Regions from separate parts of the Mus musculus genome. Here regions 1 and 3 are each linked to region 2. Evidence: chromatin loops called from intact Hi-C (ENCODE). Cell type or tissue: heart. All regions are shown on one strand. Links, peaks and the distances in the headings refer to the core of each region. The heading gives the core; the rest is flanking DNA.

Region 1 (5,516 bases), core at 1,535-4,034, 98 kb after region 2:
TATATAAATATGCCGTATATGTGTGAGTATATATATAATGTATGAGTATGTATATAAATATGCCGTATATGTGTGAGTATATATATAATGTATGAGTATGTATATAAATATGCCGTATATGTGTGAGTATATGTATAATGTATGAGTATGTATATAAATATGCCGTATATGTGTGAGTATATATATAATGTATGAGTATGCATATAAATATGCCGTATATGTGTGAGTGTATATATAATGTATGAGTATGTATATAAATATGCCATATATGTGTGAGTGTATATATAATGTACGAGTATGTATATAAATATGCCGTATATGTGTGAGTATATGTATAATGTATGAGTATGTATATAAATATGCCGTATATGTGTGAGTGTATATATAATGTATGAGTATGTATATAAATATGCCGTATATGTGTGAGTATATATATATAATGTATGAGTATGTATATAAATATGCCGTATGTGTGAGTGAGTGAGTGTCCATGGAGACCAAAAGAATACATCAGATGCCCTGTGTTAGCTGCCCGGTGCAGGTGTGGAAATGGAGCAGGAACTACTCAATGTGGAGCTACCTGCCCAGCCCCTCTGAGAGCTTTCTTGTTTAGCCTATAAATGGCTTCACACACCAAGGCAGCAGAGTACCCAACATCACACAGAAATTTTCTACCTACAGACATAAGCATGACTCTAGATAGCGCCTTCTTTCTTATCTTTCAGCTAAGCTACCTTCTCACCTGTAATTTTCTCTAGCAGCGACACGTCTTGCACTTCCTGAGGCAGGGAAGCGATCTTCTGTCGGACAGTAGCATCCCCTGACGCAGCATTTTCCAGATCCTGCAAAGCTTTGATTAACTCCTCAGTCTACAAAAGGCAAAGGCAAATACTATTATCCACTAAGACATAAAGGGGTTAAAGAAAGACAGCTAGAGGCAAATGACAAAAATCACCATTCTGAGCATTAGAAACAAGCCAAAAGCTACATAAGCAACTGTGTTAGCTCCAGAACTTTGTGAATGGAAATGATATGGATTCTAAATGACATAAAATTATTTTAAGTCTACAAACACATAAATAAACCTCTACAGAATTCTGTTTAAAAAAAAAAATTAAAGAGCACATTTTTGGCAACTTAAGAATACAGATTCTAGTCCATACTGCTTAATTTCAAATGAAACACTATTTACAGTATAAAAGTCTATAATATAGAAAAAAAGGCACAAATGCCAGATGCTGAACAGCTGTGCTGGCTGATTAAATTCTTTCTAGAGTTTGTTTTACAAAATAAAAATCCCTGCCAATATTAAAATGTCAAATAAATTAACTCATTAAGAGTTAAAGACAAGAAAAGCATATCCTGTGTCTATCAAAAGGGTTTTACAAACCAGCACTTGGGAGGCAGAGGCAGGCGGATTTCTGAGTTTGAGGCCAGCCTGTTCTACAGAGTGAGTTCCAGGACAGCCAGGGCTACAAAGAGAAACCCTGTCTCAAAAAAAAAAAAAAACAAAAAACCAAAACAAACAAACAAAAAAAACCACGAGAAAGCATAGGGTGCTGACAGGTGGCAGAGCACAATGACCTAAGGACAGCTGGCTCTGTCGGCAATAGTCAGATTGCCCTGAAAGTTGATCGGCCACGGTCTTCCTCTTTAAAGGTTTTAGATGCAAAGATCTGACCTAACATTTCTATTACTTAATCCTGTCTCATCCATCGTTGAGTGTACAGTGCACACGCATATACTCATATGACCTATTTACCTATCCTATGTCCTGACCACAAATGACCACTCATATGACCACATATGACCACTCATATGACCTATTTACCTATCCTATGTCCTGACCACAAATGACCATGTAGAATACAGTTAAGATTAACACAAGGCAGTCTCAGACAGACAAGTGTGACGGCATACACCTGTCATCCCAGCTATGGGAAGCTGAGGCAGGAAGTCTCACTGTATAGCCAGGCTGATCTTAAACTCATAATCCTCCAGCCTCAGACTCCCCAGTACAAGTGTACAGCTGTAATCTGGCCACAGCAGGAAAATCTCAAGTTTAAAGTCAGCTGGCATTACACAGTGAGACTCTATCTCAAAACATTACAAATAAAACAAATAAAAAAAAGCACAATGACTCTGAATTATGACAGATCTTAATTCAAATTAAGATACTTGGCAAGTTACATAAATGCTACTTAATCTGTTTGTTTGTTTTGTGGCTCTTTTTTTTTTTTTTTTTACAATAAACAGATGAACCAAATCAAGCTTGTCTCATAAGGGACTATATGAGGCAACTGTATCCTTAAAGGCAAACTCCCTATTGCAATAAAGTAATAATAAAGAGAGTGCAGTAAATTTACTATCAGTGGCTACAAGACTGTCCTCAGATAATAGTAAGTTATCTGCTTATAAACAAGAATGCTATTAGTGGGCTGGAGAGATGGCTCAGCGGTTAACTGCATAGACTGCTCTTCCAGAGGTCCTGAGTTCAATTCCCAGCAACCACATGGTGGCTCATGGCCATCTGTAGTGGGAAATAATGCCCTCTTCTGGTGTGTCTAAAGAAAGCAATGGTATACTCATATACATAAAATAAGTAAATAAATCTTTAAAAAAAAGACTGTTCTTAGCAACATGCATAGCAAAATGCCTCAGAACATCTTTATTATATCCTTAAATCTACTTTTAGAGTATTTTTAACTTTTAAAAGACAAAGTCAAGTCCGAACATTTTATAAACATTAACCCATTGTAAAGTGGAGGTGTAAAAGGCAGGGTGAAGTCAGGTGTCTGGGAATCTCTGAGTGCGCTACTGCATCTGCTGCCCTTTGATAAGCCACACCACTGGTAACAGCACCACCTTGTGGTCATGATCTTCAGCTAAAGGCCACCTGGAGTCACTTTGTGCCTGGCATCACATACCAAGAGAGGGCCTGCAGAAGGGTCTTGGGGAGAGTAGCTTCCAGGGTAGTCATCATCTTCCTCCTCTTGTATCTGCTGAAAAGTTCGTTTTAGAGACTTCTTCTCTTCTGCTGCTAGGGAAAATAAAGAGACAAGTGTGAGCTGCATGTCCTACTTACATAAGCATCCAGTGCTCTGCACAATGACCACAGGCAAACACCGAGGGGAAAGGGAGTGTTCATTTTCAGAAATGGCTTCATGCTAACTGTCTTGCCAGTTATTTTAAATTGGTATAGCTCCTTATGTTACTGAAGAGACAAAAAGTTCCCAAACTTTGAGTCCAAGGAAATGCTACTGGAAGTGGTATGCCCCAATTATCATAATTAGAACCTTCTTCCCTTCAAAAGAAGTAAACATTAGGATGGTAAGACGCATGAGGCAATACAATGAAGTAAAGCAACATGTACGAGGCGACAGAGAATACACTGCACAGGAAACAGTTTTATGGTTTCCAAGGATCATTATAGAAAATAAATAGAAGGGAGAGATTCATCAACTATACTGTCAAAGACTTCAAGTACAAGTAACCTTTAAACTCTTTCTTTAAAACCAGAATAAACTAAATTTTACTATAAAATTTAAAACTATTACTGAGAAATGTGATTGTACCACTGGAAGAAATTATTTACAATTCCATTCTAGAATTAACTACTTTTGAGCCTGGCAAGTTGCATTCTTTATTATCTGTCCCCTGTGCTTTTATATGATTATGATAGATGTGTTAATTCTAAAATCATTTCTATTGCATCACATTGGGCAACACAAAACAAGAAAAACAATTGAGGGAAATAAATCTAAATGATAAATCTGCATTTAACAGAAATATTGGACACCAAGTATGTGCAGGGCATTGCAATGGTTTCTTTACCTTCATCTTTCCAACAATTTTGACAGAGCATTACATTACAAGAGGAAAAAGACCCAGGGAGGTTAAACAACTCTCTGGCATGACAGCCTCACCAGTACTTCTTCCACTGTATGCAAGTACAGTTATCTGTCAAAAAGGGGATACCAGGCACCTGCCTTGGAACTTGCTACACGTACAGAGTAACTCCCCAGGGAGGGTGTGCACATGTGCACTTAAGTCTCTTCTGGAACTAAGGATGCAGCTCCCACTTTCCATCTTACACATTAATTAGCTAAGTTGTGACAGGAAGGCCAGGCAATAGCATGAATTGCTTTTTTTTTCCTTATGGTTTTGCTTGTTGGAGAGAAGGAGAAAGTAGGCAGCCACATTTACAATGGAGGCTATCCTTGTTTCACACAATGCTAGTGCAGAGGACTCTCTCAGGTCAGTGAAGCCACAGTCCTCAGCAGCACACTGCAGCTCTCACCGCCTAGGCTATAACTCTGAGTCCTGGGATTACGTGAGTTTTCTAATATTTCAGTTCCCAAAACACAAATCAAGAACCAATCCCTACTTGTCTGCCATGTCTGTCAGTGACAGGCACATCAGTTCCTCAGCTGTGCCATCCCATTTCTCAGTGACAGAAACCATCTGACATTTCATAACAATAATAAGTAGAGAACTGGCCATAACGATAAAAGCACAACAAAGAAGCTGCGATGGAAGCCATGGAGGAACTGAATCTGAAGGTCACCACTGAGAGGAGCTGGGGAGCAAGTGCTTGAGAGGCAGAAGGAAGAGGGGCCTGGTGATGCCGACTCAGCAGCAAAAGGGAAGAGAGGATGATGGTGGAAGAAGTGACCCCACAAAAACACTTGACACCACAGCAACTTTCAGAGTATATCTAGTGACAAAAACTTGAAATCTTAGCTGGACAGAAGTTCGAGACAATTAAGTAAAAAGTAAATAGTCAAAAGGGGATGTTAGCTCACTGTGTTAGCTCACTGGCAGAACCCTTGGCTGACACATGTGGAGCCCTTTGTGAAAGCCCCAGCCTTCAAATTATTAAATATTAAAAATAAAAATTAACTCTTAGTATTTTAAAACACCGAAGGCAAGACAGTTCAAACTACTCTCCATATATTTTGTTACAGTGAAAGTTACTTTATTTCAATGTTTATTTTCGGTTTTTCTCTAGTGCTGACAATGGAATTTAGGGCCTTGCCCTTCCAGGCTGACCCTATTACTCAGCATCCTAGATACTGGTTTACTGAGAGAGAGCCTTTGCTCTGCAGCTCAAGCTGGCTCAGGCTGGTCTCAAACTAGCAATCCTCCTGCCTCTGTCTCCTGAGTCCTAGAACTTCAGGAATGTACCACTGTGCATAGCAAAGCAACTATTAGTTTTACTCTTTTTCTGTTCACTATACATTTGTAGGCAGCATCTTAGCTGACAAAACAAAAACGCACAGAAATGAAATTTTCTACTTGGATTAAGTTCTTTTTGCATAGTTTCCATTCACACAATAAATTTTTATAGTTTTGAAAAGCAAAGACTGGTATATAGTTAAGTGAAAAGCCCACTAGCATATGGCCTACATATGAACCTCACAGAACTGTGTGCGCAGTAGCTACTTAATGTGGCATGTGGTACAACCTGCACACACTTAGCCACGATAGCAGAGCAGTGCATGTGAAAGAGTTCA
Region 2 (5,371 bases), core at 2,872-5,371:
GGGACAGAAGAAAAGCTAAGACAGGAAGGCTAGAAATATATCTCAGTTGGTTCCATATCTGACGTGCAAGCGTGAGGACCTGAATGTTAATACCAGAATCCACATAAAAGCTGGGTACCACAGTACACACCTGGATGCAACCCCAGCGCTGGTCGGCACGGACAAGCAGAGGACGTTCGACACTGACCTCTGGACAGAGGCTGTTGGCCTTCCAGTCAGAGCATGGCATTCCACACCCTTCACCTCCCCAGCAGCCTGGATATGCCATCCTCTCTGAAGTTTCTGGACTACCCCTTGACATTTCCACCCGTCCCCTGTGCTAATGGCCCCACTCCACCCACCATTTCAGCCCAGGGGAGTGGCCCAACTGCCTTGGGTCCCTCACACCAGATCCTGCTCATCCCTGTTAGTCACCATTGGTAGAAAAGGAAAGGCCTCCTAGTACCCCGTCTCTGTCCCACCCTTGGCTCCCCTCCCTTTCATGAAACTCAGAGTCACCTCTGGCCCAGGGACCTTTGCCCTACGGGAATGGACAACGTCTGGGAGCCCAGTCATGCTGTGTGACCTCAGATTTGCTCAATCTCTGAGTCTAATCTTCCCCTTCTTCCTATCCTTCCTTGTTATTTTTCCCTCCAGCCTTTTCTAGCTCATCCTTCTTTTATTTTATTTTTATTTTTTATTTTTTTCTGTAATGTCAAAGATGTTTTGGACACCCACAGTCTGTGACAGACCACAGGTCAGATGCATCAGCCACAGCCCGGAGGACTTCCCTTACTGGGAGGAGACTGACACAGGCCCCTGAGGGCTTCCCTAAGGCTGGTAGAGACAAACCTTGTATCTGATGCACTTGACTATGTGAAGTTAGGCCGTCACCTCACCTCTTGCCTCTCTTACATCATTCAACAAATGAGCAAAACTCATGTCGTGAGGCTTCCACAGAGTTCATGGCCATACATGGAGAATTCGAGTATCTGAAAGCTCACCGTTGACACTCCTGTGACACCAGCCTCCTTTCAGATGAGACCCAGTACTGAGGCCTATAGGATTCAGCGCTCTGGCTCAGGCACAGAGTCCTTGGGGGGACAGGGAGCCCTTCAGAGCATCCCAGCAAACAGTGTCAGTATTGTGACCTGCTTCTTGTCCCCTGGGACCCCCACTTTGTGAGAGAGTACCAGACATCTTCATCACGAAGTTCCTGGTCATGTTTACTGATTCTTTACTATGGGACCAACACTGGGTAAACAATACCTAATCCCCTCAGCTGGAGATGCGCCCATTTCGCAGAGGAGAGCCAGAGCTCAGAAAGGTCTAACAGCTTGAGGATGCTCCCATAAACAATAGTGAGCTCCATGCACTTCCTGCTCAGACAACTGCACAGTCCGTTCCCAGCAAAGCATGGCAAAGGGTTCCACACAGTGCTCTCCAGGGACCTGCAACCCTCCACCACCTTCTCCACACCCCACCACCAAGGCACTTCTGAGATTTTTTTTTTAATTTAAAAAATAATTTAGTTTTATGTACATTGGTGTTTTGGCTGCATGTGTGGATGTGTGTGTGTGCATGTGTGTGTGTGTGCATGTGTGTGCATGTGTGTGCGTGTGTGTGTGTGCGTGTGTGTGTGTGCATGTGTGTGTGTGCATGTGTGTGCGTGTGTGTGTGTGCATGTGTGTGTGTGCATGTGTGTGTGCGTGTGTGTGTGTGTGTGTGTGTGTGTGTGTGTGTGTGTGTGAGAGAGAGAGAGAGAGAGATCTTGGAGTTACAGACAGTTATGACCTTCCATGTGGGCCCTGGGTGTTAGATCTTAAAGTTACAGAGAGTTGTAAGTTTCCATGTAGGGACCAGGAATTGAGCCCAGGTCTTCTGCAAGAGCAGCCAAGTGCCCCCCAAACCAATAAGCCATTTCTCCAGCCCCCACTTCTGAGTCTTATCTGCCCCTGTGAGGTATGACACAGCAAGGTCTCATAGACCTTCTCAACTGAACACTGAAGTCAGAGTCAGGCAAAGGACCCAAGTCACAGGACTGAGAACCAAGTCTCTGAATCCAGTTCTGCCCTAGCCCCTGCCTGCCACCTTACTTAAGTCAATGGACCCAGTCCAGTATGGTGGCTTAAGGCCCTGAGCCACCACTCAGTTGGCTACAGTTCTGTAGAAAAGACAGAGAAAGGATGCAGTGTTGGCCACGGGGTGAGGAGCAAGCCTGCAGTTTCATGCTGAGTCTCTCACAGGCACCCCAAATAACTGGTGGGACACCCCCACCATCTGTTCAGTGAATCACAGCTTGCTAATCCTGACCCCACTGGGACCTCTCACAGTGACCCCCATGCATGCCTCCATTGTACGATGGGTGGGAGATACAATGGTTAAGGGAGGCCCAAGCCACACCACTGTTGGGGAACCTAGACAGGACTTTAAGGAGGAAGGGCTGCCACCATACAAATAGGAACAAAGGGACATGATGGTAGCAAGAGTGACCAGGCCTCCACATCAGCCCTAGGAGGGCTGGCTGTGGGTTCTATGGTAGTCACAGCAGGGGTCTGGATGACTTCATAACATACCTGTTCTCTGAGGCACTTGGGTGGAGACAAGGGTAGGAAGAATGCGTCCTTCTAGGATGGGAAAGGTCAGCGGACACAGCTCTTACCTTCTCTGACAGGGCTGACACTCTTAGGCCAGCCTGGGCTCAAGAGTCCCTAGTGTTGACCACTTTGACTATGCCCCATTCAAACTCATGAGGAATGAATTCTTGTCCTTATTCCTCACAGGATGGAATGGAGGCCCCCAAAGGCGAGATACCTCCCTGAGCCCCTAACTGTCAGGGGCAGCATGCGTAATCAAGAATTGCCTCTTGTCTGGTGGTCACTCGCCAACTCCTCCCTCTGGTCCTTCACCAGTCACAGGGAGCAATTTCTATAACAACTACCATAAAGTGGGGTGACCCCGGGGTCCCCAAGGACTGTATGGGCTTGTCTTGGCACCCTGAGTCACACTCAAATAGAGTCTGGGGGTATCCTCTCAGGTCAAAGCGGCCAGTCATGCAATGTGTTCCAGAAGAAGGGCTAGAGGGATTCACAGGCCTATGCCTTTTCAAGAAGTCGCCCACTCAGGCTCCATGGTGGTAAGGGAGCTTAGCAAGCTGTCATCAGAGAAGCCAGGATGGAGTTGGTCCATGGGAAGGGTCAGCGGTACGGTGGTCCCTGGGCTCTTCTGGCTGTAGTTCACAGTGGGCTAGCACAGGGAGAGGGATGGGAACAGGGATAGGCAAGAGGATGGGCGAGCAATGGGTGGGTGGGGGAATTATCGGAATGAGTGGCTGGGTGGGACAGGAAGGGTATGGGTGTCTGTGGGAGTCCGCGTGCCAGTACCTGCACCCCTGTCTGCCAAGAGTCTATAAGCACCCACATCCAGATACCTACGCATTTGAGGGTTATATGTGGCTTCGTGGAAACCCAGCCCCGTGTCTGGCTATGCCTATGTCCTGGCTCTCTAGGTTTGCAATGTGACTTAATGTGGGATGTTCCTTTAAGCATTGTGTGTCCAAAATTGTTAGTTGATTCTATGGGACTATGTGTGGATCTCTATGGTTATCTGTCGGCTTGGTTGTGTGTGTGTGTGCCTGCTCCATGTGCATGTGTGTATGGCATGTTCATGTGTTTGCATGCAGTATGTGTGTGTATAGTATACATGTGTAGATGGTTTATGTGTATGTATGGATGTGGTATGTATGTGCATACGTATCTGTGTGTGTGTGTGTGTGTGTGTGTGTGTGTGTGTGTGTGTGTGTGGTATATTCATGTATATGTGTGGAGAGGTGCGTGTTCTTGGCCACTGGTTTGGCTTGTGGAGCATATCTCTGTGTCTAGGGTATTGGTCACACGCTCCAGGTGTCTGTTCCGAGGTCGTCCTGTGTCCAGCAGGGGGCGCTCCCGGCAGCCTTAGTTCCCGGACAGACAGCCGGGGGTGTCCGCCCCGCCCCGCCCGGGGCCCGCCCGGCCGCCCGGCCGCCCTGGGCTATAAGTTCGCGCCGCGCGGCTGGTCCGCAGCACCGCGCTGGTGATCCTCGCTTGAGTGTCCCGCTGCGTCTGAGCTGTCGCCGCTAGCCTGGCCATGGCAGAGGGTGAGTGCCTGGGCCGCGGGGAGGTAGAGTCGGGAGCAGGCTGGGCTGTCTCCAAAGCTCCAGAGGAGAGCGACAGGTGGGCCAATGGGAGGCACCTTGCTGGCCCTGAATTGTTGGCCTCAGTTTTCCCCACCCCAGGGCATAGCCGTTAATTCTGCCCCTTGGATGAGGTGAAAATGCTACCCAGAAGGTGTACTGGGAAGGGTGAGTTACTGTCATGGGTCTCCCAATAAGTAGTTAAGAACTGGGTCCCTGCTGTGTGCCAGGTGCAGGGGAGCCACTCAGGGATGCTGGCCAGCGCAGGGGGCACTTGGCTTTTCTCTGTGCCTGGAAAGGGGTACAACTTTCCTGGCTGATTCTGTGGTCTCAATTCCAGCATCTGGTGGAGCGCCACTGAAGCCAGGCCTGCCTGTTCTTTCAGGTCCTCTTGAGCCCTCGTGTTCTCCAAGCCCAGATTCTCCTTGTCCACTTGTTGAAGCTCAGGGTTCTCTGCTGTAAGTTAGGGGCAGTTGGACCAGCCTTGGTACAGCCACAGGGCTGAGAAGAGTGGAGAGGGTCCAGGGTCCTGTTCATTCCCTGCCTGCCTCCTTCACATGTGCTCACATGTGTGCATGGGAAACACTCGGGATCACATGAGTCAGGACTTGTACAATGGAGGATGTTCCTAACACGGTCAGACCAGAATCCCAGCTGACTATAAGGTCAAGTCCATTCAGGGATGGCATCTGCCTGCACTGTGACCTCAGAGAAGGGACATGAGGCAAGAGAGGGGATGTTCAGAGGGACCTGAAGCAAACAGGGAAATTCCAGAGGCCTCGGTCACTCCTTTTTCTGAAACCTCAACAGGCTGTGAAGTGTCACCAAAGGGGCTGCTTATCTGCAAGGCAGTTTTCCATCCCTATCCCCAAAATCTGGGGGACCTCAGAGACAGCCCCGGATTACTCTGCTGGGGCTTCCTCCACCAAGGTTCCCCCTGGCCTCTATGACTCTGAACCCTGGCTACTGCACCCTTCAGCCTGTGTGGGTGGGGTACTCCACCCTGTCTCCCCAGGCCAGGGGATGGTTGCCACCAGGGCTTCTAGAAAAATGGCCTTTTTCCTGCTTGAGCCTTCCAACGTTGAGGATTTTGTGGGTCTGCCCAGCCTCAGTGGCAGTGGCGTTAACTTCTTTGCTGTGGTGTGGTCGGTCATTACCAGGCACCTGCTTTTTGATTTGTAGCAAGGGCCACAGACCTTTCACTTGAGGTGGTTTTTGTAG
Region 3 (5,516 bases), core at 2,046-4,545, 81 kb after region 2:
CAGCAGTTGAGAGGAACTGCTGCTCTTCCAGGACAGGGGTTTAGTCCCCAGCACCCACATCAGGTGCCTCACAACCACCTAGAACTTCAGCTCTTAAGATCTGATGCTTTCTTTTTGGCTTCCAAGGACGACTGCATACACATAATGCACATAAACTCACACACACACACACACACACACATGCACACGCATAGACATAAATAAAAAATAAATAAATTTTAACAACAACAAAAACCACATCAGAGCTAAAAGGCCACAATGGTAAGACCCTGACGGTCTGGAAGAGGCCATGCAGCTCCCACCAAGGTATCACAGTGGGGCAAGTCTAATGCTATGGAAACAACTCCCAGCCAGGCTATGCCCATTAGAAGTAAACACTATGAACAAAGCAACCACCAGGGACAGCATGGAGAACTGGACCCACCCACTCATGACCACTATGCTAGTCTCAAGGGTACTCAGAGGCCTTCCTTGCTGGGTAATTTTACCGTGTTGAAATTTACTATGTATGCTAAATTTAAAAAAGAAACTTAAGCACACCTTTTTCCAAATAATACTTCAAGATAAAGGACCCAAACCATGAAAGGAATGAACAAGGAGGTAGGCGGAGCCACGGTGGCCTGGTGGTATACGGAGCCATCTTAAGGTCCATGTTTACTCCCTGTAGTAACCAGGAGGTTGTCCTACACAAAAAGACTAGCTCTGGCCTTGTTTTAAGCTCTTCCTTCTGTTGAACTATTTCATTTAGTTTTAAAATTATATGTCTGGGTGGTGTGGGTATATGAGTGTAGTTGCCCAAGGAAGGCAGAAGAGGGGGTCAGATCCTCTAGAGCAGGAGTTTTAGGCAGGTTTTACTTAATTTAAATTTTTAATTATTACTTTTAAATTATATATATGGTGGGACAGGGAGGAGTGCACATGCGTGCAGGTATTCCTGGGAAGTCAAAGCCAGACTGGGAGTCTGCTGGAGCTCACATCACAGGCTGTTATGAGCTGCCAGACAATGGATGCTGGGAACTGAATTCGGGTCCTCTCAAAGAACAGGAGGTGGTTGTGAACCCCACGTAGGTACTAGGTCATGAAATGGGTGCTCTGCGAGAGCAGTGCACACTTCTTGGGACCACTGAGCCATCTGCCCCACTCCTTACTTTTTTTTTTTTTAAGGTAGTCTCATCTTAAGACTTAAAGCTACCCTTGAGCTCATATCACAATCCTCCTTCCTCAGCCTTCTGAATTCAGAGATTACAGCTGTGTATACCTGCATTACAAAAAGAAACAGAGATGTAACTTCTAGGCTGCAAAGCATTCAACCATCCTGCAGCTTCCCCTTTCCCAAAGCACCAGCTCTGAAGTGAGAGTAGAGGCCCAGCTTAACAGCAGGGCATTCACACAGACTAAAATAGCACACACTGGGGCAAACAGTTAGCTACCACAGCTCAAATGTCTGTCATCTGAACCCTACTCTTAAAATTATGCTCACTCAAGTCAGTGTTCTAAGTATCTGCCATTCCCCACAGCTGTCACTAATGCAAACAAGATCACTTAAAAGCCAGAAGCCAGCCCACTCTGCCTAATTAACTCTTCACTATTCACTCCTTACAAACAAAACAAAACAAACACTCTCCTTAACTTGGGGGTGGGGAGCTGCATCTGTAAGTTTCAGAAGAGAATGACAGCTCCTAAGACAGAGGTGGAGTAGGGGGAAGACCCTGAAACAGACACCCTCCAGTATGCAGAAGGACACACAGAAACAGCTCTAGAAATCTACAGGAAAATCATCCAAACACCAGTTACCAAAAGAGGTACAGAATAAAATGGAGAGGAAGAGTGAAGAGAGAAACGCTCACAAGGGAGCGGAGGAATCCGAACTGCTCACAGCTTCTTTTAGCAAGGAAAGTAGTTATGCAAAGTAAACAAACAAACAAACAAACCCAAGACTTAGAAACTCTACACATCACATCTTATTTTACAAATTTCTCTTTGTGGGGAGAAATGTGCCTCACCACATATAGCCCAGGTTTGCAATGGCCTGCAACTTAGGATCCTTTTGCCTCAACTTCTCACTGTTGGAATTACAGGTCTGTTCCACCATGCTTGGCTCTCCATTTTAAATTTAACAGAAAGAAATTAAATTAAAACTAATTCTTTGTAGTTATAAAGTAATGAGATGATGATTTTTTTCTTTATATATATCATCCAGGTTTTCTCTGGTTTATTATTTTTATAAAGAGGAGAAAAAAAAAAAAGAAAGAACAGAATATTCGGAGTAAGAATGGCTAAATAGCAAGAATTGGGGGAGAGGTAGAGCCGGCTTGAAACCTGCACACTGTATGTGCCACCTACTCCATCTCTGCAGGGCTGCTCAGAGGGGGGTTCAAGGCTGCCAGTACTGGGTTGGGTGTAGCTCAATGACACAGCACTTGCCAAGCATGAGTGAGGTCCTGGGTTTCAACCCTGAGCCCTATATGCGCTTGCACTCACACATACCACTCATATCTTGCTAGATGTAGATCTGGCCAGAACTATTAGGGTTGGCGAAGAGAAAGGACCAAGAGGAGTCCAATACCCCAATGTCCAGCCCCATGCCACTCATGGAACTTCAAATACCAACTCAACAAGGTGTCCTCACAGATTGGAGGAAAACATGAAGGAGTGGGGATGGAGGAGACTTCCCTAACAAAGCAGGTGACAAGGCAGGGAACAAGCCTGCTATGGAAAGGATCCAAGTACCAGACCCTGTGATCACCTGGCAGGAGCGAGCAAAATCGCCTGCTTCAGTATCCGTTCTAACTGCCCTTAGAGCTGACAACACTCGTCTAGTGAGGTCAGAGCTGTGCCCTGCAAGTGCAGGTATTCAGGGCCACTTGACTGTCCTGACAAGCTCCGTGTGAGGCAGGTCTAGTCACATTCACTAAGGTCAGGAGATCTCTCACTGACACTATGACCTTGAGCTCCTTATATAAACCTAGAGATTAATTCCTTTATAAAAGACAAGACTAATTCTTTTATGATTGCTTGCATTTACTATAAGGGACAGTGAGATAAGATACTGGTTTTGATCATGTGTGAAAGAGGAAGAATATATTCCAAAGCTGGGCAAAAGAACTCTCTATCTCCACCTACTGTTTGTCCCACTGTTGAAACAATGGTTTCTAAGCATCTGCACCCTGAGGAAGAGATGCTGCCAAAACCAACAGGCCATCAGTGTGGTTTAGAAATTCCTTGACTGGAGCCAAAGAATTTCCCGAGTTGTTAAAACCTGCAGTGAACAGAAATACAAAGAGTCACACAGCAATGCTGGATTCTACATCATTCTGCCCTCCCAGCTGTGTTGTCTGAAGTCAAATTCTTAAGGATTCATTACAGGCCAGGAAGAGGTGACAAGTGCAGAGAAACAGCCACAGCCCGAGTTCATCAGGTCATTTCTCCCTTGCCTCCAGAGCATGCGCATAGGCAATAGATAGAGGGCAGCAAGGGGCAGGGTAGATTCAACACTCACAAGTCATTCTGGGATGCTTGCCTGCAGTCACTGCTACCTCCCTGCATAAGGTTATCATTGTTCCACAACAGGATGCTTTGGAACCGTCTAAATGACTCAACTCTGGCTACTCTCGTAGAAGAATAAGATGTCTTCCTGCTGTTTGTCTCATGGAATGAAGTTTCAAGAACAAAAACTTACAAAAGTTACCAGATATGTGTCCTGTATTCTATTCCTGCCCTGTAGCTAGCTTCCTCCTCTGGGTCCGAGTTCCTTCACCAATTCATAAATCAAACCACAAGACCTTTAAAATCCCTTTAGCTCAATAATTCCGTTACATGGATATCCAGGCACCTGTGTCACTCTGCTTTGTAATGTGGGTACCCTGGTAACTTTGCAGAGGGTACATATGCATGCCTTCTAGAGATGAGGAGTACCACTGGCTTGACCAGGGAGACTTACGGTGCCTACACAGTGCCAAACACACCAGTAAGTGACACTCTGCTATGCTTATTAAAATTCTGCTGCAGAGATTAAAGTGGGCTTAGTGTAAGGCCATCTAGCTTTTATTCACGGCCTAAGAGACAAGACCCCACCACCATAGGGATTAAATGGAACTACTCGTAAAACTCAAATGGATTTCTTTTCTTTTGCAGAAATTAAAAAGGTGATGGCAAGTCCTAAATTGATACAGAATTTTAAGAGCTCTTACACAAAACAACACAGGGGGAAACAGACTGAAGACATGTGCTTCTCACTTTCAAACTTCCTACAGAGCTGGACACTAAAGTGAGGTGCCATCGGAAGGCATGCAGACATCCGTGGTACACACCGGAGAATGCATACATCTATGGCCAATCATTTTTTGACAAGGGTGTCAGGGTGTCACACATTCAGTTGGAGGAAAAAGCAGTCATTTCAACAAATCCTGCTGGGCAAATGAACAGCTTCTCTTATCAGGAGCTGACTCTCTTCCTCACACCATATACAAAACTCATGTCAGACACTAAAGCTCCTAAAAAGCACAATGAGGAATCTTCATGTCTTACAACTGGCCAATGGTTTCTTAGATGCAACATCCAAAACAAGACCAACAGGAAAAATTAGAGTAAAATTGAAACTCATTAAAATAAAAATAATTTAAAAAATAAATAAATAAAAATAACCTTCACAGTAGGAAAAAATTTATGCAAATGTTGTCTGGTAAGAACACAACTATCTGAATACATAAAGAACACACAGACTCAAACTGCAAATAACCCAACTTGAAAGCGTACAAAGCGACTTGAATAGACATGCTTGCCACAAGGACACCTAAGGTCCTGGATTAGGCAATGATGCTCATCACTACTGCTATTCTGAGAAACACCAATCAATCACCACAGGTACAAGTTCACAGTCCCAGGCTGGTTAGGGGAAAAAAGTGGTAAGTATTGGCAGGAATGTGAAGACCTGAAGCAGAAACTAAGCAGCCATCATGGGCAACCGTTTGGCATGTGAGTGTCAAAAGGTTAAATACAGAATCACTATTGCAATTTGATCTGGCAATCCCAACCCTAGTATAACACATACCCAAGAGAAATGAAAACATGTCTACAAAAACTTGTTATGTGACTATCTACAGAAGCATTATTCATTGTTCACTGTAACCAAAAAGTAGATGTGACTCAAATGCCATTCAATAATAATGAACACATTGTGGCAGATCCATATAACAGGTACTAGCTACTACTATTGCAATAATTATCAATATTTGCACTAATATTTATCCTCAGTAGGAACACAGTACTAGTACATGGAACTTTGTGGATAAACCTCAAATTATTACCTAACTGAAAGAAGAGACACGAGTATGTAAAATCCCCAGGAGAAGCACTGTCCAGACAGAAAGCATATTAGTGGTTCCCAGGAGCAGAGAGGGTGAGGGCACAGGGAGTGACTGCCTAACAGGGATGGGGTTCCCCTCTGCAGTGATGAAAATGTTTGAGTCTTTACAGAGGATAGCTGCTCTGTACTAGGAAGTACTAAATGTCACTGA

Evidence for each region. Hi-C counts contacts between places; a loop is a spot of excess contacts. Peaks named below come from ENCODE experiments on the same cell type or tissue, not always from the same donor. Only the 100,000 strongest peaks of a DNase experiment are listed, where the experiment ranks them.
Region 1: a loop joins it to region 2, with 5 times the contacts of the local background. A loop is called at or near these places in 7 of 42 quality-filtered maps.
Region 3: it touches region 2 in a loop (7-fold over the local background); 10 of 42 quality-filtered maps call a loop at or near these places.

The regions. Positions count from the first base shown.
Region 1 is chr2:158,045,440-158,050,955 of GRCm38, reverse strand. Rprd1b (regulation of nuclear pre-mRNA domain containing 1B) reads right to left here. Exons shown (of 7, transcript NM_001291134.1): 4 at 2,928-3,040; 5 at 743-869. Among named protein-coding and RNA genes, the nearest start is that of Rprd1b, 20 kb to the right of the region's middle. In heart, for the core only: a CTCF peak has its summit at 2,873 (motif pointing left); a DNase peak (open chromatin) is centred at 2,885.
Region 2 is chr2:158,145,034-158,150,404 of GRCm38, reverse strand. It overlaps Tgm2 (transglutaminase 2, C polypeptide), which reads left to right and starts at 4,013. Exons shown (of 13, transcript NM_009373.3): 1 at 4,013-4,114. The coding sequence starts at 4,105. In heart, for the core only: a CTCF peak has its summit at 3,929 (motif pointing right); DNase peaks (open chromatin) are centred at 3,234, 4,064 and 4,774; H3K4me3 peaks cover 1,691 bases; H3K27ac peaks cover 2,066 bases.
Region 3 is chr2:158,062,571-158,068,086 of GRCm38, reverse strand. The region is part of intron 6 of Rprd1b (regulation of nuclear pre-mRNA domain containing 1B); the gene reads right to left. Among named protein-coding and RNA genes, the nearest start is that of 2010009K17Rik, 26 kb to the left of the region's middle. In heart, for the core only: a CTCF peak has its summit at 3,133; DNase peaks (open chromatin) are centred at 2,776 and 3,396; H3K27ac peaks cover 2,187 bases.